7 separate regions of the Homo sapiens genome follow, and all the other regions are linked to region 2. The links are chromatin loops, found by intact Hi-C in ENCODE. Cell type or tissue: PC-3. All regions are shown on one strand. Each heading gives the region's core, and the rest is flanking DNA. Links, peaks and the distances in the headings are about the cores only.

The links. A loop is a pair of places that touch in the nucleus more often than their neighbours do. Peaks named below come from ENCODE experiments on the same cell type or tissue, not always from the same donor. Only the 100,000 strongest peaks of a DNase experiment are listed, where the experiment ranks them.
Region 1: it touches region 2 in a loop (4-fold over the local background); 7 of 110 quality-filtered maps call a loop at or near these places.
Region 3: a loop joins it to region 2, with 6 times the contacts of the local background. A loop is called at or near these places in 2 of 110 quality-filtered maps.
Region 4: it touches region 2 in a loop (7-fold over the local background); 6 of 110 quality-filtered maps call a loop at or near these places.
Region 5: a loop joins it to region 2, with 4 times the contacts of the local background. A loop is called at or near these places in 4 of 110 quality-filtered maps.
Region 6: a loop joins it to region 2, with 9 times the contacts of the local background. A loop is called at or near these places in 2 of 110 quality-filtered maps.
Region 7: a loop joins it to region 2, with 5 times the contacts of the local background. A loop is called at or near these places in 6 of 110 quality-filtered maps.

The regions. Positions count from the first base shown.
Region 1 is chr21:28,334,715-28,339,148 of GRCh38, reverse strand. No RefSeq gene overlaps it. Among named protein-coding and RNA genes, the nearest start is that of LINC01695, 110 kb to the right of the region's middle. In PC-3, for the core only: CTCF peaks have their summits at 1,619 (motif pointing right) and 2,714 (motif pointing right); DNase peaks (open chromatin) are centred at 1,628 and 2,658.
Region 2 is chr21:28,790,543-28,794,976 of GRCh38, reverse strand. It overlaps a transcript of HEMK2 not described here. Among named protein-coding and RNA genes, the nearest start is that of HEMK2, 93 kb to the left of the region's middle. In PC-3, for the core only: a CTCF peak has its summit at 1,727 (motif pointing right); no DNase peak of the experiment used is centred there; H3K27ac peaks cover 882 bases.
Region 3 is chr21:28,867,428-28,871,861 of GRCh38, reverse strand. It overlaps a transcript of HEMK2 not described here. Among named protein-coding and RNA genes, the nearest start is that of HEMK2, 16 kb to the left of the region's middle. In PC-3, for the core only: no CTCF peak of the experiment used is centred there; no DNase peak of the experiment used is centred there.
Region 4 is chr21:26,847,986-26,852,419 of GRCh38, reverse strand. No RefSeq gene overlaps it. Among named protein-coding and RNA genes, the nearest start is that of ADAMTS1, 4.8 kb to the right of the region's middle. RefSeq lists an enhancer at 1-79. In PC-3, for the core only: CTCF peaks have their summits at 1,940, 2,145 and 2,815 (motif pointing left); DNase peaks (open chromatin) are centred at 2,219 and 2,789.
Region 5 is chr21:28,535,595-28,540,028 of GRCh38, reverse strand. It overlaps LINC00161 (long intergenic non-protein coding RNA 161), which reads right to left and starts at 711. Exons shown (of 2, transcript NR_026553.2): 1 at 501-711. In PC-3, for the core only: no CTCF peak of the experiment used is centred there; DNase peaks (open chromatin) are centred at 568, 878 and 2,048; H3K27ac peaks cover 4,000 bases.
Region 6 is chr21:28,883,056-28,887,489 of GRCh38, reverse strand. HEMK2 (HemK methyltransferase 2, ETF1 glutamine and histone H4 lysine) reads left to right here and starts at 2,123. Exons shown (of 6, transcript NM_013240.6): 1 at 2,123-2,278; 2 at 4,419-4,434. The coding sequence starts at 2,145. It also overlaps the pseudogene HSPD1P7. RefSeq lists enhancers at 1,706-2,264, 2,210-2,269, 2,265-2,824. In PC-3, for the core only: no CTCF peak of the experiment used is centred there; a DNase peak (open chromatin) is centred at 2,259; H3K4me3 peaks cover 1,892 bases; H3K27ac peaks cover 1,050 bases.
Region 7 is chr21:28,938,313-28,942,746 of GRCh38, reverse strand. It overlaps LTN1 (listerin E3 ubiquitin protein ligase 1), which reads left to right. Exons shown (of 30, transcript NM_015565.3): 25 at 1,341-1,527. Among named protein-coding and RNA genes, the nearest start is that of LTN1, 52 kb to the left of the region's middle. In PC-3, for the core only: a CTCF peak has its summit at 2,363 (motif pointing right); no DNase peak of the experiment used is centred there.

The DNA.
Region 1 (4,434 bases), core at 313-4,312, 460 kb after region 2:
GTTCCTGCAGCTCTTCCTCTGGGATAGGCATATCAGATGGGCAAACCCAGAACAATGCAGTATGCTAACAATAGTTCTGCCAATTCAGAGAGGTAGGCTGCCCTCGGGTAAGAGAGTCTAAAAATGGGTATAGGGCACTGACTTCAGATATGCTTGTTAATAGAAGAATCTGAGTGGCTCAGAAACAGATCCTGGAAACGTGCATGATTTGTTTTAACTGAGGGTCCTGTTAGAAGTATATCTTAGGAGTCTTAGGAAATCCTGTCATGTTTAGGAAGCCAGCTGTATGATCAAAGACTCAAACAACGTGAGTTGATCCAGATAATATGAGTAATGCTTGTCAGTTGGAGAATTTGAATTAAACTCATCTGTCTCCAACCCCCAACCCCCCCAACCAGATAAAAATATAATATGAAGAAAATTTCTCCTGAAAAGGTAACTTTATTGGTGCTTATTTTTATACTACTTATTTCTGCTTTTTTTTTTTTTACTGAAGTGCTATATCATGAGATCAAATTCTTCCTCTCTCAAAGAGCAGTTTTCAATCTATCAAAAGCAGTATTAAGTGATGCTCTCCCCACAAAGTCACCAGATCAGTGTCCCTGCTATTCAAAATCAGCTTCAAGACCAGCTTCCAAATCCTCTTTTAACCAAAGGGTTACTTTGAATTCCCTCTAAACTAGAAATTATTTGTTAGCTAGAAATACCCTCATAATATCTGCGAATGCCTCTACAACTAAGAATTTTGTAGTCACACTAGTGAGAAAGAAAATTAATAGTTCTTCTTTCCATTGAGCTCCAAAATATACTTATTACTCAAAAGCAGTTGCCAGCTCTCTCCAATCATCTTCCCATGCAGTTGGGAAGTTGATAATATTCAAAAGTTCATGCTGGACTGGCTGGTTAGCATTGGAACTTTTGTGTTTTCTTTCTGATGTCTGTAACTAATCCTCCATTTCTTAAATTTCTGGATTATTTTAGAATTACAATCACTTTTTATACATAAGTGTTCAAAAAGCAATTTTAGTTCTTAAATTGTATGTGAAATCAACACAGACAGTTTGGCCAGATAACTAAAAATCACAATGCTGAAAAATTATTCTGATTTTGTGTAATACATCACAGCATTTTCCTTTTATGTTTGTGCTTTAAAATTTTTTTTTCAAGTTGAAATGCCTAAACTTTAGAAAGTTTTGAAGTTTGGCACATGTTGGGTGGAATACTCAGAAACTTGGAGAAATTCACCTTAAGAATCCAAGATTTAAAAACTAATTGCAACATCTCAATGAATTAGTGATATTTCCTTGCCTTCGGTTGCAGAAAAATTATTATCTAGGTGTCCTTTCTTATGAGATTCCTGCCAATTCTAATTCCTGCTCTAAGTATGAGTTGTTTAAGACTAAAACTATTAAGGAGAAATCTTTAATCATGAGCAGCCCTATAATTTATTAAAACTCTTTTAGACAATAATTCTAATAATGCTTTAAGGGACCTATAGCTTGAAGTTCATTGTTTTTCCATGTTTTGTTCATGTAAGTCCCTGCAGAATCCTACAGGTTGAATTTAGAATGTTTCTTTATTGATCACTCCAACTAGCACACTTAATGGAAACTGAAAGAGATACTCACTAGACACAAGATGGCAGTAACATGCCACCTAAATTTTATGATTTACTCATAGGGAATAGAGTTGTGTAATTCAAATCAGAGACTTTTTATGGTAATTTTTATCCTTTTGGGAAGGTGGGGACATAGATGCCTTTGAGAATCTGATTAAAATGATGGTCTCTCTCTTCACTCCAACCACTAAGTATATAAATTTCTGATGAAGCCTTTTCGTAGACTTAAAAAGTTTAGTCCTGTGAAGACTAACGTATATTTTTCTCTTGAAAATAAATCCACAAAGGGAACAGATGATACAAAGAGTTCAGTAATCCAAGTTACAAGAGAAGGACAGACTCAGAAGTTGAGGCTTTTGATGGCATTTCATCTTCTGCCTTTCTAGGGAAGAATGATAAATTGCAAAACTTTAAACAATGTATTGTGTATTCCTAGCACTTTCCGTTATAAGAAAGAGACACATCAATAGGTTAATGATTATTTCCTTATTAGCGGTAGGTCCTTTTCTGTTTAATTTCTAATCTTCTGATTAAAAGTTGTATTTTACCAAAAGTTTGAAAGTTTTCTTCTATTAATTATCTGACTTCAAAAAACCACAAGCAACTTTTCTTACCTCTTAAAAGTTGTATGTTTTTAAACATTGTAAGCTTATTTTGTGTTGTTCTTATTATTGTTTTGAAACAGTATAATATAACCTGTATAGCTGAGTATCAACTAGCATTTCAGTAATTCTGATGTACACATATATCCTAAATTTGAAATATATATATATATATATATATATATATATAAATAAAATTTAAACAGAGTGACATATGGTTGCAATTAAAGTTTTGTTGTTTGGCTTTACAAACCTTAGTAGAAATCCTGAGGAATGAGTCCTAACTCTGGCACAGGTACAGCTTAAGTAACCAGCTTCCATGATCAGTACATGCAAACTTGGAAGAAAATAAACAGGGGGACGGGCACAGCTGATTATCATTCTAGAATTCTGATTCAGAGTTACAGCTTTCAAGTTTGATAAGAAAGTACTGGCGATTTCCCGGAAGCAAGCAGCTATCCTGGTTTTACAGAACACAAGGTGGCAGAATTGCTCCTTTTAAATCACTGATCTTTAACTAACTTAAAATTTAGAAACATTTCTAAACAGCAACACATAGTAAGAGGAATGGTTGAAACACTAAATTCCCACAAACATTAAGGTGATATTATGCATAATGAAACAAAATATATATTGTGAAAAGCTCATTATGCTAGCTTTTTGGAACTCTCATAAAGATAAGTGAAAATATTGATTGACTTCATTAAAAATGTCTTTAGTAAGTTACTAGAGCATCATTTAGTGAATTCTTTCTATAATCTGAGTTACTTTTACATTTTAACAAGTTGCAATAGTGGTTTTAATATTTGAATTTAGAAAGGATACACTCAACAGATATCATTTTAATATATTGTTTCAGGTGAAATTTCAGCCATTGTTTCAGTGAAATATATGTTGACACCAGATTTTCTCATCTAAAAAATTAAATTTTATTTATCACACAAATATGTTAAAACATCATACCGTTATGGAAGAGACAGCAACAAAATATGATGTGAAGATCACATGCCTTCGAAAGGCTAGTATTTAAGAATTATTATAACTATAATAAAATTATTCTAGTAGACATAATGCAAGAATTATTTTATTGAATTTATCTGAAAGTACTAAATCAATTATTAGATATTTATTAGACACTGCCACCTTCAAAATATTTAAACATTTTTATATTGTAGCAGAGATTGTTGGAAGCTTTAGGATTAACAGAACTCCAAAAAATTGGCCAATGATTGAACAACTATAGACAGCCCCCATTTTAATTAATAGTGAGTGTTTATAAAAAGGCAATTAGAGGTATAATGTCTGGAAGTAGAACAATAGACTTAGAGACTATCAGGAGAGTTAAATTTCTGATATCTGAAAAATGCTAATCCTTCCTTAATTTGGGAGTGAAAGGAGGTAGTGTCCTTCAGGACTGGACCATCCATTGGGTGAATGAGAGCCCCTGGACGTACCAGGAATCAGCTTCAGTGGAGGGGATCAATACTCACATACCAATTACTGATTACTGGGGAATCCAGTGGGGCATTTGTTCTTTCTCAGTCAGCAGCTGCTCCCTTGAGCTCCAACCTCTCCAATGGGCAGAGGTAGTGATGCAGGCAGCTCCCAATCTCTTAACTTCATCATCAGGTTACCTAATTTACACAGAGCAGGGATAACAGAGCATGTGTTTCTACCTCCCCCTTGCAGCCTGGTCAATGAGTTTTGGGCCTGTTTTGGCCACCTTACATGAAGAGGGGATTATTTTGGACAATTCCTTTGCTGCTTAACATTATGGCAATTCTACCCCTATCCCAGAGGAAACAGGTGGAGGGGGCTTTGAAGTAGGAAAGAGGACAGCAGCTCCTAGTGTCCCACAGGAGCAAGGGAATTTCAGGTGCCTTGGTGGGTCCTTTATAGACCAGGTGGAGAAAAAGGTCCTTTTACTTGACATTGATCTTTGTTCACAAATACTATCAAATGATCTGGTGTAGGGGCAGTTCCACTCCCCTCTCCCAGCCCCTCATCCTCAGCCACATGACAAATTTGTTCAAATTTGTTAATAATCAGATAGTGTCTTAAAAAAATAAAACTATATGTACTTTGAAAGGTAGATTTAGATTTGCCAATGCACAATTTATATTTAAAAACAAAGTCAGATTATCTGAAGGCTAGATTTAGAGTGGTCAATATATGATAACTGTATATGGACTGTCATATATAGAAAAGTGACAG
Region 2 (4,434 bases), core at 154-4,153:
TGACACATCAAAGTGCTACGGCACCAGGTCTGGACTTTAATGGCACCCATCGTCAACTCTTGGGCCCCAGAATTCTATCAGCACATTTACTGGAACCATCCCATGAGCATACCACAGAATCCACACTTTTTGCTTGAGTCTCATGTTACATAGAACCCCCAGTTCCCTAGGAAAGAAACAGCCTTCGCAGAGTCAGATATGAAACAAAGGCATCTGGTGCCCAGTCCCATTGTTCTTCAGTGGTTATTTGTCAACTCTGTAGTCAGTGAACGATTTAAAACAGACATCTTCATGCATTATTCAGTAAAAGCAAGCTTGTCATACAATATGTGGATACCACATTTCCTGAAGGGAATTTTCTGCCTTTGATTATTTGTACATTTCCTTCCTTGAAATTCTCAAATATGCAGTTACAAGATTACCTGCTGATCTGAACAACAGTTTTATGAATGCCTCCATTTAATTGTATTGACATTGTTGTTTTTAGTGTTTGCATACCTTCCAAATACTTCACATGATAAACAACTCATAAACATTCCTGTTGAATTGACTGTGCTGTCCCAACTGGACATGAAATTTGAGTTATTCTCATTACACTCATCCATATTTAGGCAAAACTCTTGTTGCTTCATGTTCTATCTTAGAAAGAAGAATTTTAGTTGATTAGTCTTTCAGTTAAGGTATTTGTAGTGAAAAACTTCTGAAATGAAAAGTTTGCTATCCAAAATACCTTTGAAAATTGTAGGTAGACAGTGAAGTATTTATGCTGTTGATTGAATACCATCCTATAATATTGTAGAGCAATGAATTTATATGTATATTATTAAAAAAAACTTTAGGTACCTAGGTCATTTCCAAATATGCTATTTTTGTTTTCTGAAGGAGTGTACTGAAAAGAAAGGAAGAGGAAACCATACTACTTTCTTAAGTCTGCTGTAACAAATTACCACACAGTGGATGTCTTAAAACAACAGAAAATTATTTTCTCAAAGTTCTTCAGGCTGGAAGTCTGAAATGAAGGTGTCAGTAGGGCCATGTTCTCTCCGAAGGCTCGAGTGGAGATTTCTTGCCTCTTTCAGCTTCTGGTGGTTTCAGATGTCCTCTTGGCTTCTGGCTGCATTAATTCCAATCTCTGCTGTTGTCTTCATATGGCCTTTGACTCCTTCTCCCTGTTTTTTCTCTTCTTCTCTGTGCTTCTTATAAAGCACTTGTGTTAGATTTAGGGCCCACCTGGATAATCCAGGATGATCTGTTTTCAAGATTCTTAACATAACATAATAATGATATGGACCAAGACCCCATTTCCAAATAAGGTCACATTCACAGATTTTGGGGATTGGGATGCTGACATACTTTTTCAGGGACCACCACTCACCTCACAGCATCCTCTAAGGTTTTATCATTAGTCATTTCACTTTGGATGTGTATGAACTATTTCATAATAACCACTTACTTTTATCAGTCACACAACCTCTGAATTCACTAAAACACACTTATTTGACAGAATCGTGAAGTGAAGTTGGTTTTCCTTCATAAGTTCAAATAAATAGCAATAATTTATCCCGGGGATATTTACACACACAGATTGGAAGTGGCAAAGGTCTTTTGACAAATAGGTGCATTTCGTTTTAGGCAAATGAGTTATTGAAATTGACCAGCCACTTCCCAAAAAGTTTTGTCATTAATAAAAGTTGAGAAACCTTCTATTTGCAATTCAGAGGTGGTTACCACTAGATGGGAGTCTTGGCTCATTAGAGAGCCCCAATCTCTTGACTAGTGGCTCAAAGACCATCACTTCAGAAGGCATGTTTGCTTTCCTTTAAGTACAACACAGTTAAAATACTAAAATCCATGTGAATAAATGTGTGCTGTATAGATAGAGAAACAAGACACTGAATTAAAATAAAATGCAAGGAGAACAGAATTCCCAGGCATTATAAGTTACCTTCTCCAGTTTTCTTCCTTTTGGGCTAAGGTGGTAATTATAAATCCAAGTTGCCTTACTTGTACCCACTGTTCTTTGGTGCAGTGGTTATCTGCTTGGTTGCACATTGAATCCTCTGGGGAGCTTTAGAAGATACTGATGCCTAGGTGCCCCTGATTTACCTGGGCATTGGGAGCAAATGCTGAAAAGATCCAGATGGAGATGAAAAACAGTGAGAACCCTAGGAAGGCATAGGAAGCTGTACTCTTGAGAAAGCAGGCATAATGAGGAAGAGAAGACGCAGTATTGATAAGCTCAGCAGTTGCTGAGCAGGTAGAAAGCAAGACGGAGCATTGCCATGTCACTCTAGGGGCAGAGGTTCAATACACAGCTGTTGCTGAGTTAGACCATTTCACAATTTGGGGATTCTTGTGGAAGTCACATTTCTCTTATTGTACCAAGTATTCACCCAGAAAGACATCATCTGAGATAGACCATGGGACTCTGTTTCTTACAACCGCAAGAGCAGGGCACAGAGGACCTTCCATTGAATAGTCTTTGGAGTCCCTGAGCTTTTCCCTCTAAGTCTCATCCCTCTCACTTGTGGGGGCTTAAGAGATTTTGTTACCAGAAAGCGATTCTGATCCAGATCCCAAGAGAGGGGTATCGGATCTTGAGCAAGAAAGAATTTGGGACAAGTCCACACAATAAAGTGAAAGCAAGTTTATTAGGGAAGTAAAGAAATAAAAGATAGGCTACTCCATAGGCAGAACAGGCTATGTTCATACAGAGAACAACCAGAGGGCTGCTGGTTGGCATTTTGATGGTTATTTTTTGATCATATGCTAAACAAGGGGTTGATTATTCGTGAGTTTTCCAGGAAAGGGGCGGGCATTTCCTGGAACTGACCATTCTTCCCCTTTCAGACCATATAGGGTAATTTCCAGATACTACCATGGCATTTGTAAACTGTCCTGACATTGGTAGGAGTGTCTTTTAGCATGCTAATGCATTATAATTAGCATATAATGAGCAGTGGGGTTGATCAAAGATCACTTTCGTTGCCATCTTGGCCAAAGCCACCATCTTTGGTGGGCTTTCTTTTTTTTTCTTCTCTGCATCCTGGTTTATCAGCAAGGTCTTTATGACCTGTATCTTGTGATAACAGTCCTGCCAACCTCCTGTCTTTTCCTGTGACTTAGAATGCCTAACCTGGGAATACAGCCCAGCAGGTCTCATCCTCATTTTCCCCGTCCCCTATTCAAGATGGAGTCACTCTGGTAATTTGGGCACAGTGGATTGGCCAATCCTCCTACTGCTGCTTAAAGTTGCCAATGACTCCCTCATGGTCAACCCAGGCACAAATAAATCCAGTAGCAGAAGACACCAGAGTAGTGGGTCTCAGTTTTGACCTTCCCTGACACAAAATGCTAGTAGAGATTTCTTAAAATTGTTTGTATGTTTCTATTAAACATTAACTTTTATAAGATTATGTCAAATAGAGCATGATAAGAGGAATCTTGTTGGAAGAGGAAATATTGAACACTCAGCTTACCTTAGCCCCACTCTCTCACCCTTTTTTTGAATTATGTTTATTTTTTGTTTCCACTTTATTCACCTCCCAGTTGAAAACACAGTGTAGAAAAAGGTGAAAGATTCTTTATCCAGGAGGAACAATACCCCACCATCTCAGAAACACAGGGTGAATTTTTATCCATTGCTTGTCCCAAATGTAGCTTTCTGTACACTATTCCATGGGACAAGAGAAGAATTAGAGTCATATCTGTTATTCTCAACCTTGATCGCATAATGAAATCACTTTTTAAAATATTGATGCCTGTGTTCTACCCACACAGATTTTGATTTCATGAGTGTGGGGTGTGACCTGGGAATTGGGATTCTAAAAAAGCAACTGAGGTAATATTAACATGCAGCCAAGGTTGGGAACTCTTGGTCTACCTGCTGTCCCTAATCCATCATTTTCTATGTCTAACCACTGGCTCACAAATGGAATACTGTCAATCAAGGGTGTTTCTTTTACTTTATTTGCAAAATATTCTTTTTTTTATTATTATACTTTAAGTTTTAGGGTACATGTGCACAATGTGCAGGTTAGTTACATATGTATAAATGTGCCATGCTGGTGTGCTACACCCATTAACTCGTCATTTAGCATTAGGTATATCTCCTAATGCTATCCCTCCCCCCTCCCCCCACCCCACAACAGTCCCCAGAGTGTGATGTTCCCCTTCCTGTGTCAAAATATTCTTTAGAAAATACAAAAAAGCATTTAGAATACACACATATGCAATATCATTTAAACTATTTCCAAAATGTTCTCAATGAATCCAGAATTCATTTTTCCTTCATTAATATTTTTTCCTAAAGTTAGAGGGAAGCTACAGAAGTATTTATTCATTCAGTGACTATGGATAGATCCCTTACTCTGTGCCCGGAATTGTTCCATCAGATAATCCTGCTATGTTTTTCTCACACCAGCCCTGGGGTAT
Region 3 (4,434 bases), core at 105-4,104, 77 kb before region 2:
TGGAGTGATGAGTCAATGAGTAAAGGAATGCCAGGGGTTGCTAGCAACTGCCAGAGGCTGGAAGAGGCAGGCAAGGATTCTTCCTTCAAGGCTTCAGAGGGAGCATGGTCCAGCCCACACCTTTATTTCAGACACCTAGCCTCAAGAACTGTGAGAGAATGCATTGGTTTTACAACAAACAGTTGTAAAACTGTGAGAGGATGTGTTTGTTTTACAACAAACAGTTACCCAGTTGGTGACACTGTTACAGTAGCTCTCAGAAATTAATACGCTGAGTACAAAGTTAAAAGCTAATTAGGAATAGACATGGACACTGATATGGTTTGGATTTGTGTCCCCACTCAAATCTCATGTTGAATTTTAATCCCCTAGTATTGGAGGAGGTGCATGGTGAGAGGTGATTGGATCATGGGGGCAGACTTGCTCCTTGCTGTTGTCGTGATAGTGAGTTCTTAGCGAGATCTGGTTGTTTAAAAGTGTGTAGCACTCCCTCTTCGCTCTCTTCCTCCTGCTCCAACCATGTGGACGTGCCTCCTTCCTCTTCACCTTGTGCCCTGATTTTAAGCTTCCTGAGGCCTCCCCAGCCATGCTTCCTGTACGGCCTGTGGAACCGTGAGCCAATTAAACTTCTTTTCTTTACCCAGTCTCAGGTAATTCTTTATAGCAATGCGAGAACAGACTAATACAGACACTAAAGAATGATAAAGGTTTACACTTTACTAAAATTGTGTCCAGGAAAATTGCTTCATACTATGTAAAATAAAGAAAAATACAAGTATAAATTTGCAAATTGATCATACAGGAGGATTTCAAATTGTCTGTCTCAATTAGTACTACATCAAGGAGACCAAAAAGGCAAAGAGGAGATTTGAACAATAGCAGTGAATTTGATATAATAGACTAATATAGAACTCTGAAACTAACAATCAGGGAATGCATATTCTTTCTCAAGCACCCATGGGATGTTTACAAACATAATTACGTATTAGACCAAAAGTAAGTCCCTGTAAAATTCAAAGAATCAATATGATATAGCTAATCTTCTCTGACTATAAAGTGTTTAGGTTATAAATTAATAACAAAAATAAAATTTTAAAGTCCCCATACATTTACAAAATTTAAAACATGCTTCTAAACAATTCATATGTCAAGGAAGAAATAATGACATTTTAGGCTGGGTGCGATGTAATCCCACCACTTTGGGAGGCTGAGGCAGGCAGATCACCTGAGGTCAGGAGTTTGGGACCAGCATGGCCAACAGGATGAAACCCCATCTTTACTGAAAATAAAAAAATTAGCGAGTGTGGTGGTATGCACCTGTAATCCCATCTACTCGGGAGGTTGAGGCAGGAGCATTGTTTGAGCTTCAGAGGCGGATATGGCAGTGAGCTGAGATCATGCCATTGCACCTCCAGCCTGGGCAACAAGAGCAAGACTCCGTCTCAAAAAAAAAAGAAATGACATTTTGAAAATTAACTGAACAGAGGGTGAACCCTAATATAAACTGTGAACTTTAGTTAGTAATAGTGTATCAATATTGGTTCATCAGTTGTAACAGATATACCACACTAATGCAAGATGCAAATAATTGGGGGGAACTGTGCTTGTGTTTGTGCAGTCAGGGAGAGGAGGTTTGTGTAAAGTCCATACTTTTTTTTGTTTTTTAACCTGTGTCTACAACAAAACTCTCTGTACTTCCTTATCAGTTTTCCTGTAAAGCTAAAACTGTTCTAAAATATATTTGAAAAGTCTTTTAGTATAAGAGAAAACCAAAACAAAGCAAACAAAAAGGCAACAACATAATGATAAACAAAAAATTCAGGCTAGTGCTAACCGGTTGGATGAGAGGAGGTAAGGATGACTGGGAGAAAGGCTAGAGGAGAACCAGGCACCCAGATAAACAGCATAAAGGGACTGGCAGTGTTCCAGTTCTGAAGTTGGCCAGAGAGTTTCTTGGGTATACATTTTATTATTTTAAATTCATGTGAACTGGGCCACGATCTTACAGTCTATGTTATTCTCATGTGCAGAGGTTCAACTGATGTACCAAGTTCTTTATTAGTGACACACTAAAAATTTATTGCTTATGCATTTTATAATCTAATGTGCTTTGTCCAGAGCATAGAAAGTGTTCTATTCCATTTAGTCATTCGGAGACTGAGGATCCCTCTGTTTTGTGCCACCATCACAGTCAGCCTGTAACCTCTAAGTCAGCGTGGATATGGAAAAAAGAGGAAGATTATGCATGAGAGATTTTCGAGCCAGTCCTGGAAGTAGCATAAGTGACTTCAAATTCCAGTGGCCAGGGCTCATTCAGGTGGTTCCAATATAGTTGAACTGTATGCCCAAGAAGAAGAAGTGGTTCTTATAATTCTTTCCCCTAAATAATTGTGTTAGACAAAAACCTTGATAACAAAACCAGATAAGGGTTATATAAGAAAGGAAAGTGACAGGCCAACCACATTCACATAGAGGAAAAAAGAAGAAAACTTCAACAAACTAAATCTAGCAGTATATATAAAACAGATGATACACTGTGACCAAGTTGAGTTTATCCCAGGAATGTAACCACGGTTTAATAGAAAAATCTATAAATTCCATTTATCATTCTAATAGGTTAAAGGGAAGAAAAATAACACATTATCACCTCAACAGATGTGGATATACGTTTGTTGAAATTCAATACACTTGGCAAACTAGGAAGAGAAGGAACTTTCTTAACCCAACATGGTCTGTATACAAAAAACTGTGGCAAATATTCTGAAAGTAGAAATACTGGAAGCATTCCCTATAAGAATCAGAAACGAGAAAATTGCCACCTATTACCACTCCTATTCAACATTTTCACTGGAAGTCCTAGCCAGCAAAATAAAGAAAAAAAAAAATGAAAGGGAAAAGGATAGGAAAATACGAACAAAATTGTCATCACTAACAGATGATATTATTTACCAAGAAAATATTTAAAAAACCACTGACTTATTATAATAAGAGGGCTTAGGAAAGTGGTTGCCTGTAATAACAATATTCAGAAATCATTTGTATTTCTATGCGTTAGTCCCCCAAAGCAGGAAAATGTATTTTAATAATACGACTAAAAATGATAAATAAGGCATCATGGAATAAATATAACGTGTACAGGACTAACATGCAATTTGATTAAAATACTTTTTTGTTTTTTGAGACAAGGTCTTGCTCTGTCACCCAGGCTGGAGTGCAGTGGCGTGAACTTGGCTCACGGCAACCTCCACCCCACAAGCTTAGGCAATCCTCTCACCTCAGCCTCTTGAGTTTCTGGGACCACAGGTGTGCACCACCACAACCAGCTAATTTTTTGTATTTTTAGTAGAGACGGGGGTCTCACCATGTTGCCCAGGCTGGTCTTGAACGCCTGAGCTCAAGCGATCCTTCCACCTCGGCCTCCCAAAGTGGTGAGATTACAGGCATGAGCCACCATGCACAGCCTAAAAGATATTTTAAATACCTAAGTAAATGGAAAGTTATTTTATGTTTATGACTAGGAAGATTCACTGTTATAAAGATACCAATTGTTCCTATACTTACAGTAAAATTCCAGTCAAAATCTCAAAAGTGTTTTTCATAAAACCGGAACAAATGACCAAGAACAGCCTAGACACTCCTAGATAATAGGAGGAGCATGAGAGAGCTTGAGCTACTCAGATGCCAAATACTTATTATTAAACAACAGTAATTAAGATAGTTTTATATTGACCCAAAGATAAATAAACTGAAACAGAATGGAAAGTCCATAAAGAAACATGTACATATATAGAAATGTGTATATGATGAAATGGAACTGCAGAACAAATGGAATAGTACTGTATAAGTGATTATACACAAAGGGAAACAATGAAATTAGATTCTTACCTCACACCATATACAAAAGTCCACTAAAATTGATTAAGTTGTAAATAAAAAGGTTGAATTTTAAATTTGGAAAAAATATAGGAGAATATTTTTATGACAATGGAATGGGAAAGAGTATCTATAAAATAAAAAAGAATCACAGACCCTAAAAGACTGATAAATCCAGTTGCAGTAAAGGGTTTTGTTCGTCAAAAGGCATTATAAAGAAAATTGAGGCTGGACGTGATGTAATCCCTGCACTGTGGGAGGCCAAGGAGGTCAGATCCATCTGGGCCCATCCATGTTACCCCCATAAGACTTGAGGCAAGGGGAAACTGATGAAACATGCTGTTGCTCATGCTAATTGTTGTATGAATACTATGAGTAATAAAGTTCCTTGTCTCTGACCCAAAAGCCTTGTTTTTTTCTGCCAACAGTGAAACTGTGGCAGACTAATTTGGGTTGCAAGTGGAGTAAAATCTCAGATCCTTTACATTTCTCGACAGTGCAGTGTGCTGCAATTTTCCCTTGTTAGAACTTCCTTTAGTTCTGCCTCACTGGAGTCAACAA
Region 4 (4,434 bases), core at 129-4,128, 1.9 Mb after region 2:
TCTCAGCCTTATAATCGTCTGAGCCAATTCCTCATAATCTCATTAAATACATATGTTCTATCTCTCTGAAGAATCTTGACTAATACATATGGTCAGTGTTTCTTAACAAAAGTTCCCGAAGAAATTTTAGACTTTAAGAGGCTAGGAATGAGGGGGAAATGGGGCAGAAGATGAGCAGGACAAGTATCCTTCTGAGGCACCTGCCTCTGCTGAGAACTTTACAGTCTGTAGGCCAAAAAAGGGTGTTCTCTTCTAGCAAGGGGGTGACATCTGCCTCTGCAGGGTCTAGGAGAATCTGGGGCTCATCCATCCAAATGTCTGCATTTTATGTATCAGAATCCCATAGTTTTTCTATTAGGACCCTAACTTTAATATAAAACAACTATAAGATTATACATTTTTAGATTTTCAGCATCGTCTGCTCTCTGATTGCAGGAGATAAAAGTGACTTTTATGGCATGTCTTCAAATTAAGTTAGAAAACGATGTAATCTCTGTATATAATCTCTGTATTTCCAAAATAACCTTCAAAACAGGCACTGGTAAACTTTTTTGAAGGGGCCAGATAACAAATATTTTGGACTGGTGGACATTGCTCTCTTTTGCAATTATTCAACTCTGCTTTGTATTGTGAAAGCAACCATGAAAAATACATAAGCAAATGATTGTGACTTTGTTCCAGTAAAACTTTATTTACAAGAACAGATGGTCAGCCTGAAGGTCATAGCTTGCCAGCCCCTGCTCTGAAGCAACTATCAAAAACCCATCCAATGACATGTTCCTTTCAATTGTTATTTTCCTCATACTGTCTAAGTGCCGCTGCTGCTGCATAAACCTGCTTCTCACCCCATACTACCACCTCATCCCACACAGAGACTCTTTGTCATTGCACTGACACTGCATGCCGGGGGCGGTCCCATTCCATTCACCACCAGCAAACGGGTTCTACTGCCCTCTGATCAGTGAGCAGTCCCATCTAGAAGATCTCCTGATGCTCTTTGTTTTCAACTCAGTTTAGCCCAGAAAGCACAACCTGAGAAAAGGGCTTGTGTGCATGCAGTCCCTGTAGAGGTGGGGAGGCAAGGGCAAGTAAGTTTAGGAAACAGGAGGGGGTAACTAGGAAGGAAGAGACAGAGGAGGAAGCAAATACAATGGTGCATTATCCTTCAAGTCAGGATTGTTGTCATCTCCATTTTACATATGAGGAGGCTGAGGCTCAGGGATGATCCATGGCTTCCCTGAAGCCACAAAGTAAGGATGCAGCAGTCAGAATGCCAGAATTCAAATGTGGATTACGTGGCTCTCCACCACTAGCTCCCAGGGTATTAAGTGCAGGGAACAGGAAGACCCCCAGCCTCTATGCTTAGACATTGTGCCACTTTAGAATAGTGTCCAACTCTAATCCTTTCAACAATCTTGTCCAATTATGTATTTAGAGAGATTGTCTAGGCCTTTCCAATCAACATTTCATGAATATACAAGCCTACCATCAACCAATTACGAGTGTGTCCAGTTCTCAGGGTGACCTGAGAGCCACATGGAACAAGAAAGCTTTCCAGCCAGTGTTTCCAGCAGCAAGCATCCTAACCCAGGCCTCGGAATCTGAAGATACAGTGCTCAAATATCAGTGCTTCTGAGCTACTAACCATTGTAATTGCCCAAGTAGATGGCCAATGAATTGCAATAATTCATAATTCAGTTTTTGGTTATTAATAAGATTTATTGTATCTTACACAAAAGAGCATTATAAAATGATAAATATTGTAGGATAGAGGCTGAGATATAACCAAATATTGCTCTTGATCTTTAGCAAAAATCACTTTCAAAGGACAATTGATTTTCAGCCTCTGATTAAATCCCTGCTAGTGGAAGTGTAGGGAGGTGACCAGCTCCTATCTCAATCAGCCAATCAATAATTATAAGCCGGGTGGGGAAAAAAAGCAGTAGTGAAATAGTTTAAAATATCTTATTCCATGGTCTCAAGTGCCGCCTGCTGACTAAAACTGTCCACTTCCAATTCCAGCACTTATTAAACTAGAGATAATATGTTAATATTAATTTGCTTTAATTAATAAAATATTCCTAGAATATGATTTTAAATTCACATGACATTCGGAAGTCACTTATATTTGCAGTATTCAAGAATTACATGAAGTATGTGCTCATTAAGAGCGATTTTAAATTTTATCTTTTGTCACCACCTGGTGGTAGAACATTTTCTCACTTTTCTTTTTTCATTTTAAGCCTTACGTTGTTGCTAAGGAAAATTTCTAAACCAGGGAAACCAGTTAACCAGTATTGATTGTCAAGTATTAATGTATACTAAACATACTGTATGTACTTAATATCTATTGAATAAATGAATGAGTTTTTAATCTGTTTTAGTGGATTGCAAATGTACTTAATCTTTTCATTTGAATGACAAGAAGTTCTCAAATGTAATGAATAAAAGCGGTCCACAGTATTATTTTGTCAGAGGCAGTTTTCTTTCTTTAAAGTTTAATTGGATTTTTGTTTATGGTAATACAAACACATAATTAAAAAGTAGTTGATTTAAAAACGCATTTTATTATGCCCTCAAGAATAAATTCATTTAACATTGTAATATTTTTAAAATATTTTCCATAATACTAGGAGGTAGGAGAATATTTAATTAGAATTTATTAAACATGATTGAGAAGATGTGAAACTTTTGCAAATTCTTAACTTGAACTATTAAGAATAAAAAAGGAAAGGAAAGAAAAAAAAAAAAAAAACACCAAGTCGCACATCATTTGTTGTAGACCATCGCCACCTTGTGTTTGGAGAAAGATGTACTAAAGTCTGAGAATCTTTTAAGGTGGAAATTTTTTATTGCTGGAAAATTCCTATTTATAATTAAAACAAAACTTTACTGGAAACAACATCATTCCAAAGTCTGACAATATAATTACCTCCTACACAATTAGATAGGTTAAAATGTCAAAACAGTTGATTAAAAGTTATGAGTCAGAGTCATTTCTAAGCCCCCAGTTTGACTCTCGCTATGACATCTTGGGAAAACTACTTAACCCTTTTGAGTCTCATTTCTGCATCAGTTACACAAAGGGAGTCGATCTGGCAGATCATACTCCTCTGAGTTCTGTGAGGGCATGATGTGGAGGGAATATCAATTTTGAGTCTAAATGCAAGCTACAATAATTTTTCTGTCTCCAATATTTGCAATACTTCTGGGTATATAACCTGTTTAAACTAGAAGTTTTCTAACTACTTTCTCATTTGTGATCAATTAAAATATCCATTTGTCCAATATTACTTTAGACCATATGTTCCCAAAAGTAGGACTAATACCAAACAGCTTCCCTATTTCTAATTAGTCAATCTTATGGTACTAAAATGTGAATAAAAAGCATTTCCCGGTTATGAAATATGCACATTAGTTGTTTCTCTAGACAATGTTTACATTAAAACAATTCTAATAGCTCATGTATATTACCAGATTTCCTCATTTCATGGCTACTTGTTGAATACTTACTTTGGTATAGACGTCGTGAAAATTGTGAATAGAATATTGTGTCTATAACATATGAATCTGTGAAACAAATAAGAACACATAAGGTGTAAATAGAAATTGACACCTTGATGCTTATCTCTCACTTTAAAATGCAGACAACTTGTTCTTTTTTTCAGACAGTCCCTCTGTTCATAGAGGACAATAATGTGTTTAATAGGTCAAACTGTTAATTGTTCCAATAATTTTATGTCAAATGTTTTGAGTTTTGTTCTGTTATCTCTAGAAATAAAAATTAGCTTACATATGTAAATTAGAACATGTTGAGATTAATGTTTATATAAGCCCATATGTATTCTATAAAAATAAAACCCAAAATATGGGGAGTAGGGATTAGGATAGCATGTGTTATTTTGGGTGCCCATTCAAATCAAGGAGCAAAAATTGGATTATGAAACTCACTACAAGAACCCCATATTACATGTCACTTTTACTAGTGCCTTGTACAAATTTACTCCTGTGGTCTTGTTTCTACATTCAAATGTTTTTCCAATTCACATTTTGCTTATAAATATACATATATGTCCTATGTATATATTTGCATATTACCACAAATGCCTGATGAGTGCTAATCTTTAAATAAAAGAGAAAAAGTAAGTGGATTAAATGTTCTTCTGAGCATAGATGGAGTTTTTCAGCTTAGTAGTTGGCAACTCCAACATCCATGTCTCTGTTGAAGCGATTAAAAAAGAATCATTTCCCAGAACTACAGGTGCACAACAGATTGGAGTCATTATGCAAAAGAACAGAAATCTGGATAGAAACCCAGAGAATAAAAAAGCCATGTTCCCGGCCATCCTTTTGCCTTTAACTCACTGTTTTTTCAACCCTACTTGTATCTGCAACATGAAATATGAAACAATTATAATGGATTTGTAGTAACCC
Region 5 (4,434 bases), core at 128-4,127, 250 kb after region 2:
CTATCCTGGGTGACTTAATCATAAAAAGGCTGTTAAAGGATGATCACTAGCTCACAGAATCACTGGGGAGGCTGAAGAACCAGATTTAGGGACAAATAGAACAATAGTCAAGCCATTGCATAGAAGTGATCAAAAAATACCTACCTAAGCCTAAAATATTTATCTAATACAGCATCCATTAGGATTCCAGTGCTGCTGTAACAAAATGCCACAAACTGGGTGGCTTAAACAACAGAAATGTATTGCCTCACAGTTCTAGAGGCTCAAAGTCCAAGATGAAGGTGCCAGCAGGATTGCTTTCTTCTGAAGGCTCTGAGGGAGAATGTTTCATGCCTCTCTAGGCTTCTGGTGATTTTCTGTCAATCTTTGGTGTTCCTTGGCTTGTAGACACATCACTGTAATTTCTACCTTCATCTTCACATGGTGTTCTCCTTATATGTGGACCTGTGTCCACATTTCCCCTTTTCACAGACACCAGTCACATTGGATTAGAAACCCACCTCACTCAAGTATGACCTCATCTTGACTAATGACATCTTCAACAACCCTAACTCCAAACAATGTCACGTTGTGAGGCACTATGGGACAGGATCCCGGCATATGACTTCTTGGGAGACACCATTCAGCCCACAACCATGTGTTAAAAAGAATCAAAGAAATAATGTGCATAAGTTGTTTAGCACAATGTAAACTGTTTGGTAGATGTTATTAGCATTTTATACAGTCAGTCCCAATGTTTTGTCACTTGACATTTAGCTGTTTCGCTCATTTAATCTGATAAAGAACTGTTCTTTTCTTTTACTATGTTGACTTACTCATTTGATGATGTTTAGCCACATCAGACACACTTCTTCAGGGATCATGAGAATCTATATTGGAATGTTGTTTTAAGTTGTGGACCTCAGCCAAACATTATTTCATCAAAAGACTCATGTTGGTGGCTATAAAGATGGAAAAAATAGATCTGAGAAATCCAAAAGTGGGGAGGGTGGAAAGGGGGACAAGAATTGAAAAACTACCTATTGGATACTATGTTCACTATTTGGGTGATGGGTTCTCTAGAAGCCTAAACCCAGCATTATGCAATACACCCATGTAACAAGCCTGCATATGTACCCTATGAATTTATAATTTGAAAATAAATAAATAAAAAAGATTTCTTTTTTACACACACACACACAAAAGAGGCTGAAGTTGCGACTGACATATCAGCAAGACATAGTGTCTTCTCAATCCTAGCCAGCCCCAGATGTAGCATTCAAACAAAAACAAAAACATGTCTTTGTTCCTGCATTAATTCACTTAGGATTATGGTATTGAGCATACATGGACATACACATGGGAACATTAGGCACTGTGGACCACTAGACAGGGGAGGGAGCAAGGGAGATGTGGGTTGAAAAACTACCCATTGAGTACTATGCTCAATACCTGGGTGCAATATACCCATGTAACAAACCTGCACATGTACTCCCTGTGTCTACAATAAAAGTTGAAATTAAAAAAAATAATAATAACATGTCTCTAACTTCCCCAGTTTTAAACCTTGGAACTGTTAGCAGAATTTGTCAGAGGATCTCACAATTTCGAGAATAGAAAAAGAGTTCAGGCCGGGCACGGTGGCTCACGCCTGTAATCCCAGCACTTTGGGAGGCCAAGGTGGGTGGATCACGAGGTCAGGAGATCGAGACCATCTTGGCTAACACAGTGAAACCCTGTCTCTACTAAAAATACAAAAAATTAGCCGGGCGTGGTGGCGGGCGCCTGTAGTCCCAGCTACTTGGGAGGTTGAGGCAGGAGAATGGCGTGAACCCAGGAGGTGGAGCTTGCAGTGAGCCGAGATCGCGCCACTGCACTCCAGCCTGGGTAACACAGCGAGACTCGGTCTCAAAAAAAAAAAAAAAAGAAAAAATTCAAATGACATAGGATTTCATTTCACGTTCAGAGTTCAGCTTGAAGCTACCACTGTGGACCACTCTTAGAAACTGGAGCCCTAGGGACATGAGTTCCTTGTGAATCAATGCATACTCATTGTATTGATACTCAGCCAACTTAACACGTGGTCTTTAAGGATGACCTTCCTAAGATGTTCTGTTAAACATAGGTATTTATCAAAGTGATTTATTTCTTCATTGGCCTTTTTTACATCACACTGGAGAAGAATATACAAGTGACTCAGATGCATTAGTAACCACAATGGAAATAAAACTTTCTCTTAAAAATTGCATTTTAAACATTCATTTAGAAGATGAGCAATCTAAAATGGTATTTCTATTGGAAGTGGTTTTCTGTGAAATCGTGACTGCTTTCTCCACCATTCGTTTTTTCCATTTACTATCAGTATGTCAATATTATTTTGAAACTTTAGTCAATTGGACTACACTATAAATCCAAGTTTTCATTTTCCCTCACATTAACTTTTCTTCATCTCCCTTTTCAGCTATTAGTCATCATTGTTGATGCCAAAGTCCTTAGCACGTAGAGTTCAATTAGCTTGACAAAGTGTATTAGTTATGAAACAATTTGCACTTTATTTGCTGGCTATTGTTTTCAAACCAGTTTAACTAAGTAACTTACATAAGTAAATAGGAAATAACAACTAGCAAATAATTGAAGCTCAGAGTATAGTTCTTTTGAAGTAGGTGAGTATATTTTGGCTGTTGGACATTGAGTCCTCAGCAACTCTAGACTCACCATTCCTAAGCTTTTCTACTCTATAAACTTTCCTTAATTTCACATTAGCCATTCATGTGTGTGATTATACCTTGAAATTTCTCACCACCGGATCTGATTCTCTTAGGAAACTGAAAGCCAGAAATTTCCTACTTTAACAAAAGGACCCTTTATTTTTATCACTCAAATTATCTTGCTCCCTTTTTGCCTGTCCTTCAACCCTCACCATAATTGTCAAGTTCTTAACTCTGCTGTGTTCTCCAGATCTAATACCTTTTGGTGGTTTTATGAAATTTATGGTAGATTTGTCATGACACCTTGACAATCTCAAACTCTGGACCAATGTAACTAAACAAATTTTTCTATTCCTTGGCTTCTAAGTAGGCTGGAGAAAAATCTATACCAATGCTTTTCTGATTTACTGTAAAGAATCATCAGAAGACAAACATAGTTTAATTTCAGGATTTTATAGTCACTGTTCTATGGATACTTCACCAACATTATAAATGGGTGCTCTGGTTATTTGTAACACCTGTTCATAACATTTTCTATATGAAAATTCTTGCAGCCATAGTCTTTCATGGAGAATTTAGACCTTCATTTACTGATTTGCCCATATTTGCATCAGCCCCAGGAGTGAGTAAAATGTTGGCTCTGCCCAAAGTCACTACCTTGAATCAACTCCATACAGTCATTGGATGAAAGTCTATCCAAGCCCAAGTCTTAGTTAGGCTCCTCATTTTAATAAGGGGATGTCAGTATCCCTGCAGGCCTATTTGATTGTCAAAGCATGATAATCCTCTAGCTATTCCCTACATGCCATGTATAACCTTCAGGTTTTAGCCAGAGAATGTAACTTAAAATGCTTTGCCATGTAATTTTTATCAAAAACTCAGTTTGAGTAATGCTATTCATGGATAACTTACTAAAGAATTTGTAGTCTATGCGTTTTTTAATGTATTTTAAATTCCATGCCTAGATCATGCCAAATTAAACCACATTTTTGTTTTCTTATACAATTATTAAATATTTTTATAGAGTTTATGTGTTGGAACTATGCCTTTGGATTTATTTAGGGAGGCCAGTTGCAATGTTGCTCACTCTACCACTTGGTGCCCTTTTCATGAGGATTCATGGAAGAAATTTCGATTAGGTTTCTGTGCTTGAAAAAAGCTTTTCTGAAGGAATGTCAGTTTCCTTCTCTGCTTTGTTAACTATTAATAGCATGCTTAGATTGTAAATGTAGGACAGCTATATAGTAGAATTTTATATTATGCAGTTTGGGATATAACGTTCACCTTGGGCATTATTTCACCTGTACTTATTTTCTCCTTGCCTCAATTTTCTCATCCTATTTTTTATACTATATTTTCTTAAAATGCTGTTAAAAATCCTTTATAAAAATTAAGCAGAGACTAAATTTATAACTCAACAAGTAATGCATGAAAAGAATGACCTCTACCAATATTTTCAGGAAAGACACATAGTTATAATGTCTTTTAAAACAAGGCTATTCTGTTGGCCTGAAATGGCTTAGTGGTCTCTCAAAACTGAGCTGACAGTGGCCTCCAGCAGAGAGCCAGCAAGAAAGCTAGGTGTTAGTCCTACAGAGGTAAGCAATCGAATTCTGCCAACAACCCATGAATGTGGAAGATGACCAGTAGTCTCAGAAAAGATGGTAGCCCCCTCTGACTCCTTGATTTCAACCTAGTGAGACCCTAATAAGCACAGGATCCAGCTAACTTCTGCCAAGACTTCTGA
Region 6 (4,434 bases), core at 127-4,126, 93 kb before region 2:
TGATGCCACGGTCAGATTTTGTGAATATGGTGGAAAAAAGGAATTATTGACAAAACAAAGGTTGTGAGAAGTGCTTTACTGGATGCTGCTGGGGTGGCCTGTTAACTACAGCAGAAGTTGTAGTCAAAGAAATTCCTAAAAAAAGAGAAGGACCCTGTATTGGGTGCAATGGGTGGAACGGGAGGTGTTATGGGAAATGGCAAGTTCTAATGATTAGAATAGCGTTTTACTTTAATTAATGAACTGTGGCAGGAAGCCCAAGGCAGTATTCCTCACCAATAACTTCAGAGAAGTCAGCTGGAGAAAACGACTGAAGAAAAGGCTAGCAGATGTTTAGGAAATCACTATAACAATCAGTTACTGGTTTCAAGTGACAAAATATATAATGTTTTACTGCTGTCACTGTCCATGCCTACAGATAATTTATTTTGTATTTTTGGATAAAAAGACATTTGTATATTCCTAATACTGGGTGCGAGAGCACCTATGGTTCCAGTTCCAGCTACTCAGGAGGCTGAGGGAGGAGGATCGCTTGAACCCAGGAGATCAAGTACAACTCTTTCTATATATATATATTTTTCATATTTTTACATAATAAAATTCTATATGGCAGTTAAGAGGAGTAACCTAACCATATATCAAAACATAAATCTCATATAATGTTGACTGAAAAAGAAATTTGAAAAATATGTCCAACCTAGTACCAGTTATGTAAATTTTAAAATACACCGTATGTTGCTTATAAAGATATGAATGTTTATAAACGTATAAATACAAGATCCATGTTTTTACATGGATTAGATGGACATACACTAAATCCATAAGAGCCTTGGAGAGAATGTTACACAATTAAACTGAAGGCAAATAGAGAAAGAACATCCATCTTATTTGTAATATTTTAGTTCTTGTATTTAAAAAATATTTTAAGGAAACATGAGAAAATACTGTCATTTCTGGGTTTAAAACTTGGGGTTTTGAAATTTGTAACCCAGCCGGGTGCGTTAAAGGCTCACACCTGTAATCTCAGCACTTTGAGAGCCCAAGGCGGGTGGATCACCTGAAGTCAGCAGTTTGAGACCAGCCTGGCCAACATGGGGAAAATCCGTCTCTACTAAAAATACAAAAATTAGGCAGCCGTGGCTGCAGGCGCCTGTAATCCCAGCTACTCCGGAGGCTGAGGCAGGAGAACCGCTTGAACCTGGGAGGCAGAGGTTGCAGTGAGCCTAGCTCGCGCCACTGCACTCCAGCCTGGGGGATACAGCGAGACTCTGTCTCCAAAAAAAAAAAATACATAAGTAGAAATAAAATAAAATAAAATTTGTACCTCAAATACTTTTCTGTATTTTTATTTCTCAAATTTAAAAAACGAGCTGTAAAAATGTTTCATTGCGAAACAAATTTCAGAAATTGACTCAAAAAGAATGCAAATACTTGAATAGTCTAATAACTTACAGATGTTCCAAAACATCAAAGATCCATTCACTCAAAAAGGCACCAAGCCCAGCCAGTTTTAAGGCTTTCTACCTAATGTTCCAGAAACAGTGTCCTAACTCACATAACGAGGGTAGCGTAATCTTGGTAAAAAAAAACGGAGCCAGATTATTAGCCTCCCCAATTCAGCAGTGTATTAAACCGCATCATCTTGCTTAAGGTTTATAAAAAGAGTGCATTCATGATTCATCAGGAAGGCAATTTATAAAGTACAGTAAAAAAACGAGGAAAGTCTTCATCTTTATAGCGTAAAGCTTAAAGTTCAGCTGACAAAAAAACAGTAAAATTTATTATGTATTTTTTCAAATCCTTGCAAACTAGGAATAAAACAGAATTTCCAAATATCATTAGAATGAAGAAAGAACATTCACCTTAGTCAAAAACAACTCAGAATGCCCACTATCAGGTTCTAGTTCACAGAATAAAATTTAAATGTTCCAAAGAAGAAAGCAAATGTCAATAGTCACGGATTATACAACTGTCTACTTAGCAATTTCAAGGAGAGCCACTGACAAATTTAGAATTAAGACCCAACAACAACACACTGGTCGCCCGGGACGCCAGCCCCACTCCTAGGCCTGCGCATGAGGGTGAGGGCATGCGCATGCGCATGCGCACGCCCTGCGCACGCGCATGGAACGCAGCGAAGGACTATGGCAGGGGAGAACTTCGCTACGCCGTTCCACGGGCACGTGGGCCGCGGCGCCTTCAGCGACGTGTACGAGCCCGCGGAGGACACGTTTCTGCTTTTGGACGCGCTGGAGGCAGCGGCTGCCGAACTGGCAGGGTGCGAGGAGGGGAGGGGCTCTGACGGGAAAGGGTTGCGGCTTTCTGAAGAAGTGCGGTGGAGGAGGGCCGGAACGGTGACTATCACCGCCCTGAGCCGGAGCAGGCGGGGTCCACTTGCAGATGATTGACAGCCAGGACGCCGTAATTGAGAATTTTCCTGTAGCTACAAGTAATGAGTGTGCCGGGGACGCATCTCCTTTGCCAGGGGGCTGCTCTGTCTCATGAGCTCCCTGACTGCTTACCATGCAAAGGCGTATCTTTTCCTGTCGCCTGTTAATCTGAAGAACACATGTCCCTGAGAGAAGCGATAGTATAACACGTTTGGAAACAAAATATTCCGGAAACATTGCTTATTAATATTTTTAAAGTATTACATATTAAAATTGCATGGTATTATTTGATTTACTCAGCACATAGAAAGCACCCTTAACAAACATGAAAGAAAGTTGTGTTACTGGAGTGGGGAAATATTTTTAAACCCACTGAATAGCATACTCTAGCACCAGCCAGTCCTCACATGTGGCTACAGAGCGCTTGAAATGTGGCTAGTGCTATTGAGGAACTGAATTTTTCATTTAATTGTTACCAAAAAAAAGTTACATGCAGCTAGCAGACAATAGTCTACCCTAGCACTTTATTTAAATGGATTTATTGAAGTGATCGCCATCAATTTTAAATTAATAGCAGAAGGAATGAATACTGACATTGTGATTTTTAAATGTAAGGAATTTGGGTTGTTAGATTTGTTTGAAGATAAGATGAACTGGGTTTTCTCAGGATGGAACAAACAGCTTTCAGGTTTCAAAGATCTATATTGTATTTATTTATCCCTCTTAAACTTGGTCATATTTCTCCAGTATAAAATGTCCCAGCTCTTATTAAACTAGTCTTTCATTGTAGATGATGGAACTTTTGGATCTACTGGAATATACAGTGGAACAGTACTGTTTTATAACTTGTCTTTTCTTCTCAAGATAGCCCAGAAAGATTTACAAGCACAAATTGCACTGCAAAGTATGCTGTAAAAGGAGCTGATTTTGTTATAAAGTCTTGGGTTATTTCTAGTTTGGAATTCTAATTATTTATGAGACCATGATAGTTATTTTCAAAGAGAAGCCACCTGGTGAGATTCTCAGACCTTACTACCACCTAATAAAGACTTGTCAGATGTGTAGACTGGTTCCAAAAGTTTAAAACCTCTGGAGCTTGTCACTGGGTAGTTGTTTTGGGAGTTCAGTGCTAAAAATTTCCCTAAATGCCATCAAGCTGATCTTTTTAATGGGGATGATTTATGCTTTTGATGCATGTATAACATTATAGAGGGCTGGCACTGTGGTTCGTGCCTATAGTCCTAACTACTTGGGAGGCTGAGGTGGGAGGATCACTTGAGCAAGCCCAGGAGTTAAAGGCAGCAGTGAGCTGTGATGGCACCACTGCACTCTAGCCTAGGTGACAGAGCAAGAGCCTGTCTCTAAAAAAGAAGCAACTTCCAAGATTATAGGCAAGAAAATAAATTTAATGGAAAGATAAAGTACAGTAGAATGAAGATTTTATAGTTAACAGCATTCTAAGATGGTTAACATTCAAAGATCAGATACTATTTTCCCAATTAGCATATAGCTGTCCAGAAAAAGAATTTTTGTCCTGCTCTATTATTGGGGGACCTTTTAATTCTCTAGGATATACTGATGGCTCTATGAATGTTAGGTATTAAAAATGATAGAGGAACTTTTTTCAAAAATAAATTTTGTAATAATACAAACTTTATTTTAGGAAATACTAAGCTAGGAGCTCCTTGTGCGAAGGAATGATGTCTTTCACATTAATATTTCCAACCCTAGATTAACATTTTTCCATACTTTTTAATGTAATGGTTTGTTGAAATTAACTGAAAGCCATGTTTGGTAATAGATAACTTTTATGGACTTATATTACGTACCCAAAATATTAGTAATTTTGAGTTATGCAATATTAAGTACAAAGTAGTTGTCAGAAATTATAAATTTCTATTTTCATATATTTGCAGGTGAGTGATGATGCTAGAGAAATATATATGCTAGAAATAACACTAGCATGAGAGTTTTCTGTGAAGAGTATTTTGATTCTACTATACTAATATTTATTTATTTTTTTTTCAGAGTGGAAATATGCCTG
Region 7 (4,434 bases), core at 259-4,258, 150 kb before region 2:
GGGAAGACTTTCTTTTGAGGAAGAGGCATTTAAACTGGACCTTTAAGGTTAGGTAGCATTTCTGCAGGACAGGAAAGACAACATAAGTTAAGAGAACATCATGTACAAAGGCACTGAGTCATGAATGTGAGGATGTGCTTGGGGAATATTGAGTAGTTACCACTTAATGTATAGTTTTATTGATAATATCTTTCTTTACTGGAATGTAAGTTCTGTGAGGGCAGGAATTTCTCTCTCTTATTTCTGAGAGAGAAATAGGCTAGAATGCTGTAGGCCAGAATGCTTCCTGGCCTATAATAAATGGCCTTAAAAATGACTTTTTTGGGGGGATTTGGTCATTACTTGGTAGGAGATAGGGCGCCACCAGCCGATTCTGACACTAATGTGAAACATGAATTGTAAAAAGAAGCAAGCAGAGGTGGAGCTGATTGCAGAAGTTAAATAACAATGCATGGAGGGCAATGTGAAAAGTGGAGAGATTTTGGAGCTGGTATTTTATAAGATCTAGTGACTATCAGTATGGAATATAGAAGGCTGGGTACATGAGATGGAGGTGTTGAAGGAAAAGACCTAAGAGCAGAAGTTTGGAGAAGGCCTGTACTTGTGGGCTGGGAGAAGGAAGCCACAAGGGAAGAACGATCACAGAAGTGAAAGGAGAGAACCAGGCTAGAGTATCATGGAGAAGAGAGTTAAGTATTTTACTTTTTGAGAATCTCATAAGTTCACCTGAAAGTATAAATGAGTAGAGTAGTTCAATAAAGAAGAAAATTAACTTACATTGTTGTGAATTAATCTGAATGGTACATTTATTTTCCTAAAAAGATTACAATCATGATTTTTTAAACAGGCACATAATTATTTTCTGTGTTTATCCGATTAATAGTATCATTGTGATATTTCTTAATAGTACTAAGTAGATAATATGCAATAAAATAGAAACTAGAATGAAGTGACAAAGTTCGAAGTCTTAATCTTCACTTTGTCTTTTATAAGATGATAAAAGGCCGGGTAGGATTTAGAATCCCTAACAGTTTCCCCTACTAACTGAAAGACGTTGGACTCATCATTTGGCTTCTCTGGGTGTGTGATTTTTTTTCACTTAGAAAATTGAAAGAGACGTTTTCTAAAAATGTCTTTCCTTCAAGTGCTATAATATGTCTTTTTTATTTTACTGTTATGTGAGATTAGGAGTTAAAATTGGCTCAATAGAGGGGAATTTTTAAAACGTTTTTTGGAAAACAGAGAAATTTTTCTAAAATGCTTGAAGTTTACAAGTACTGTCAATTTGTTAAGGAATGAATTATAAAGAAAACTTGTGGTGTTTAATCATTGATTCTTAGGTCACCACCAGCAGCACTGATGTCTCTTCTTAGCATTCAAGAGGACTTACTAGAAAATGTTTTGGGGTGTATTCCTGTTGGACAGATAGTTACTATTAAACCACTGAGTGAAGACTTCTGTTATGTTCTGGGATACCTTCTCACTTGGAAATTAATACTAACTTTCTTCAAAGCTGCATCATCACAGGTAAATAAATATGTGACAACTTTCGATAGTTCTGTCCTAATATGCTTCTGATACTGTTCTAAATACCTTCCTTTCAGTTTAATAAAAGGAAAATCCTTATGTTTTAATCTCATCTTTTAAAATTTATTTTATTTTGTTTATTTGAGACAGGGTCTCACTCTGTTGCCTGTGCTGGAATGCAGTGGCACAATCTCGGCTCACTGCAACCTCTGCCTCCTAGGCTCAACCGATCTTCTCACTAAGTAGCTGGGACTACAGGTGCAAGCCACCATGCCTGGCTAATTTTTATATTTTTGTAGAGATGGGGTTTCACCGTGTTGCCCAGACTGGTCTCAAACTCCTGAGCTCAAGCGATCCACCCACCTTGGCCTCCCAAAATGCTGGGATTACAGGCATGAGCCACTGCGCCCAGCCTAATCTCATTTTATCCAACTAACTTCCATCTGCTTAATAAGTTTACTCCTGTCCCTTATACCTTACCTTCCAAGCAAAAGTAATTACTCTGATAGGTGGCCAGATCAACTTTTTTCTAACTGAATGTAGTCACCAGGTTCTTTTATTTCAGGAAATAATATTTATATAATTTAATTTTGTACTATCATAGTAATGATTTCAAAAGAATTGGATCTTGTGTTTTTTGTTTTTTTTTCGGAGGGAGTCAGTTTGTCACTCTGTTGTGGAGATATAACTTAATACATCATTGGAAATTTACCTTACTTGAAAATCACTGTTTGGAGAGAGATCTGTGAAACATTACCTATGTAATAATTCAAACTGTTACCTAAGTGGTGAAAATATCTGAAATATTTTGTCCAAATTATTCTAGCAGCCACTAGATGTCTCTGTTGTCTCATGTTTAGGAAGTAAGACCTTGTCCAAGAAGAAACTGGAAAGATCTCTCTAGTTTTTCTGTTAGAAGGATCCCCACTTGAAGATAGTTTGAGCCGGGGAAGTGGAGGTTGCAGTGAGCTGAGATCATGCCACTGCACTCAAGCCTGGGCGACAGAGCCAGACCCTGTCTCAAAAAGAACAAGGAAGATCCAAATCTCTGTCAATCTTTGATTGAATTAGCCTAATAAAATATGTGCCTTCTTTTGACAGGTCAATACAAAAAGATTTAGTTTATCATTTAGTGTGATTAAGTATTCATGGCATTCATTTCCAATGTGACTTTTTGGAATTTTTAAATTATAATTTATGTTGTTGCTCATACCCTATACCCTGGTACAAAGATATCAATTTTTGCATCTTTGCATTTGTATATCTGTGGGGAAAAGTCAAATCACAGAAGCAGCATTGATCTAGCTGTTAAATAGATTAGTTTTCTCTTTAGGCCTGTCACTTATTTTTGTGACTTAAGCTAGTTTTATTTGCTGATGATATATTTCAAGAGCTCCTTATTTGGCTTTTACATCAATTTCTTAAAATATTGTTGATCTTTAAAAAATAGCAGCAGATTGAGGCATTTGTGTATAAGAGTTTTGTTCTCATTTTATATTCAGAAATTAGGAAAATGGCCATGTGTCACCTTTTTCATTAAGCTGGGATTGGGTTAGGGTGCAAAATTATACGGCAGCATTTATTATTATTGAGTCTGAAACTTGAACTGAGCTGTGGGCAGATAAACCAGAATAACCCACTAAGTAATACTAATTAGATGAATCCTGAAATAAACAGAATTTTTCTTCGGAAAACTTTAAATGTTCCTAAATCATGGGTTAACTTTTTTCTCAAAAAAACTAGCAAATCAGATTGAACTGGAAAAAGTTGTATATGTACATGTGTATGTTTTTGTGTCTGTTTTATAAAGCTTTACTGAGATATTGCACATACCATAAAATTTACCCACTTAGCATACACAGTTTGGTGTTTTTAGTATATAGTCATCCCTTGATATCTGCTGGGGATTGTTTCCAGGCTCCCTCCCATGACCCCCACCCCAGCGAATACTCAAGTTCCTTATATAAAATGGCATATAGTATCTGCATCTAACCTATGCACATCTTCCTGTATACTACTTAAAATCATCTCTAGATTAGTTATCACTGATACAGTGTAAATGCTATTGAAATAGTTGCTATACTGTATTAAAGTTTTTAGTATTTTTATTGTTGTATTGGTTTTTTTAAATCACTTTTTTTGCCCCTCAAATGTTTTCAATCTGCGATTGGTTGAATTCTCAGATGTGGAACCCATGGAAGTGGAGGGCTGACTGTATTCACAGAGTTGTGCAACTGTTAACCACTATATAATTTTAGAACCTTTTCAACATCCCATTGTAATTGATAGCAATCACTTCCCATTTCCTCTCAAACCCCGCAGCTCCTGACAGCCATTAAACTGTGTTCTGTCTCTATGCATCTGCCTGTTCTGGACATTTCACATATCTGGTCTTTTGTGTCTGGCTTTTATTTTAGTATATTATTTTCAAGATTATCAAATTGAAGCATGTATCATAAGTATTGCATTTATTTTTGTGGCTGAATAATACTCCATTTTGTAGATCTATCACATTTTGTTTATCTATCTGTTTATCCATTAATGGGCATTTAGGTTGTTTCCTTTTTTTTGGCTATTGAAAATAAAGCTGCTGTGAACATTCGTGTACGAGCTTTTGTGTTGAAATATGTTTTCACTTGTGTTGTATACCTTGGAGTGGGATTGCTGGGTCGTATATGTGTGTTTTTAAAAGTCCATTGATATTGGTGATTAATTTTTTAAAAATCTCTAACTTTTTGTTTTGAAAAATTAAACAATGAAGTTGGAAGAATAATTCAATGGAAAATCACATACTCTTTTAGATAAAAAAGTTACATACATCTTTTAACATATTGCTACATTTGCACATACTTTCTCTGTATTTACTTTTTTTCTGCTGATCTACTTGAAAGTAAGTTGCAGATATTT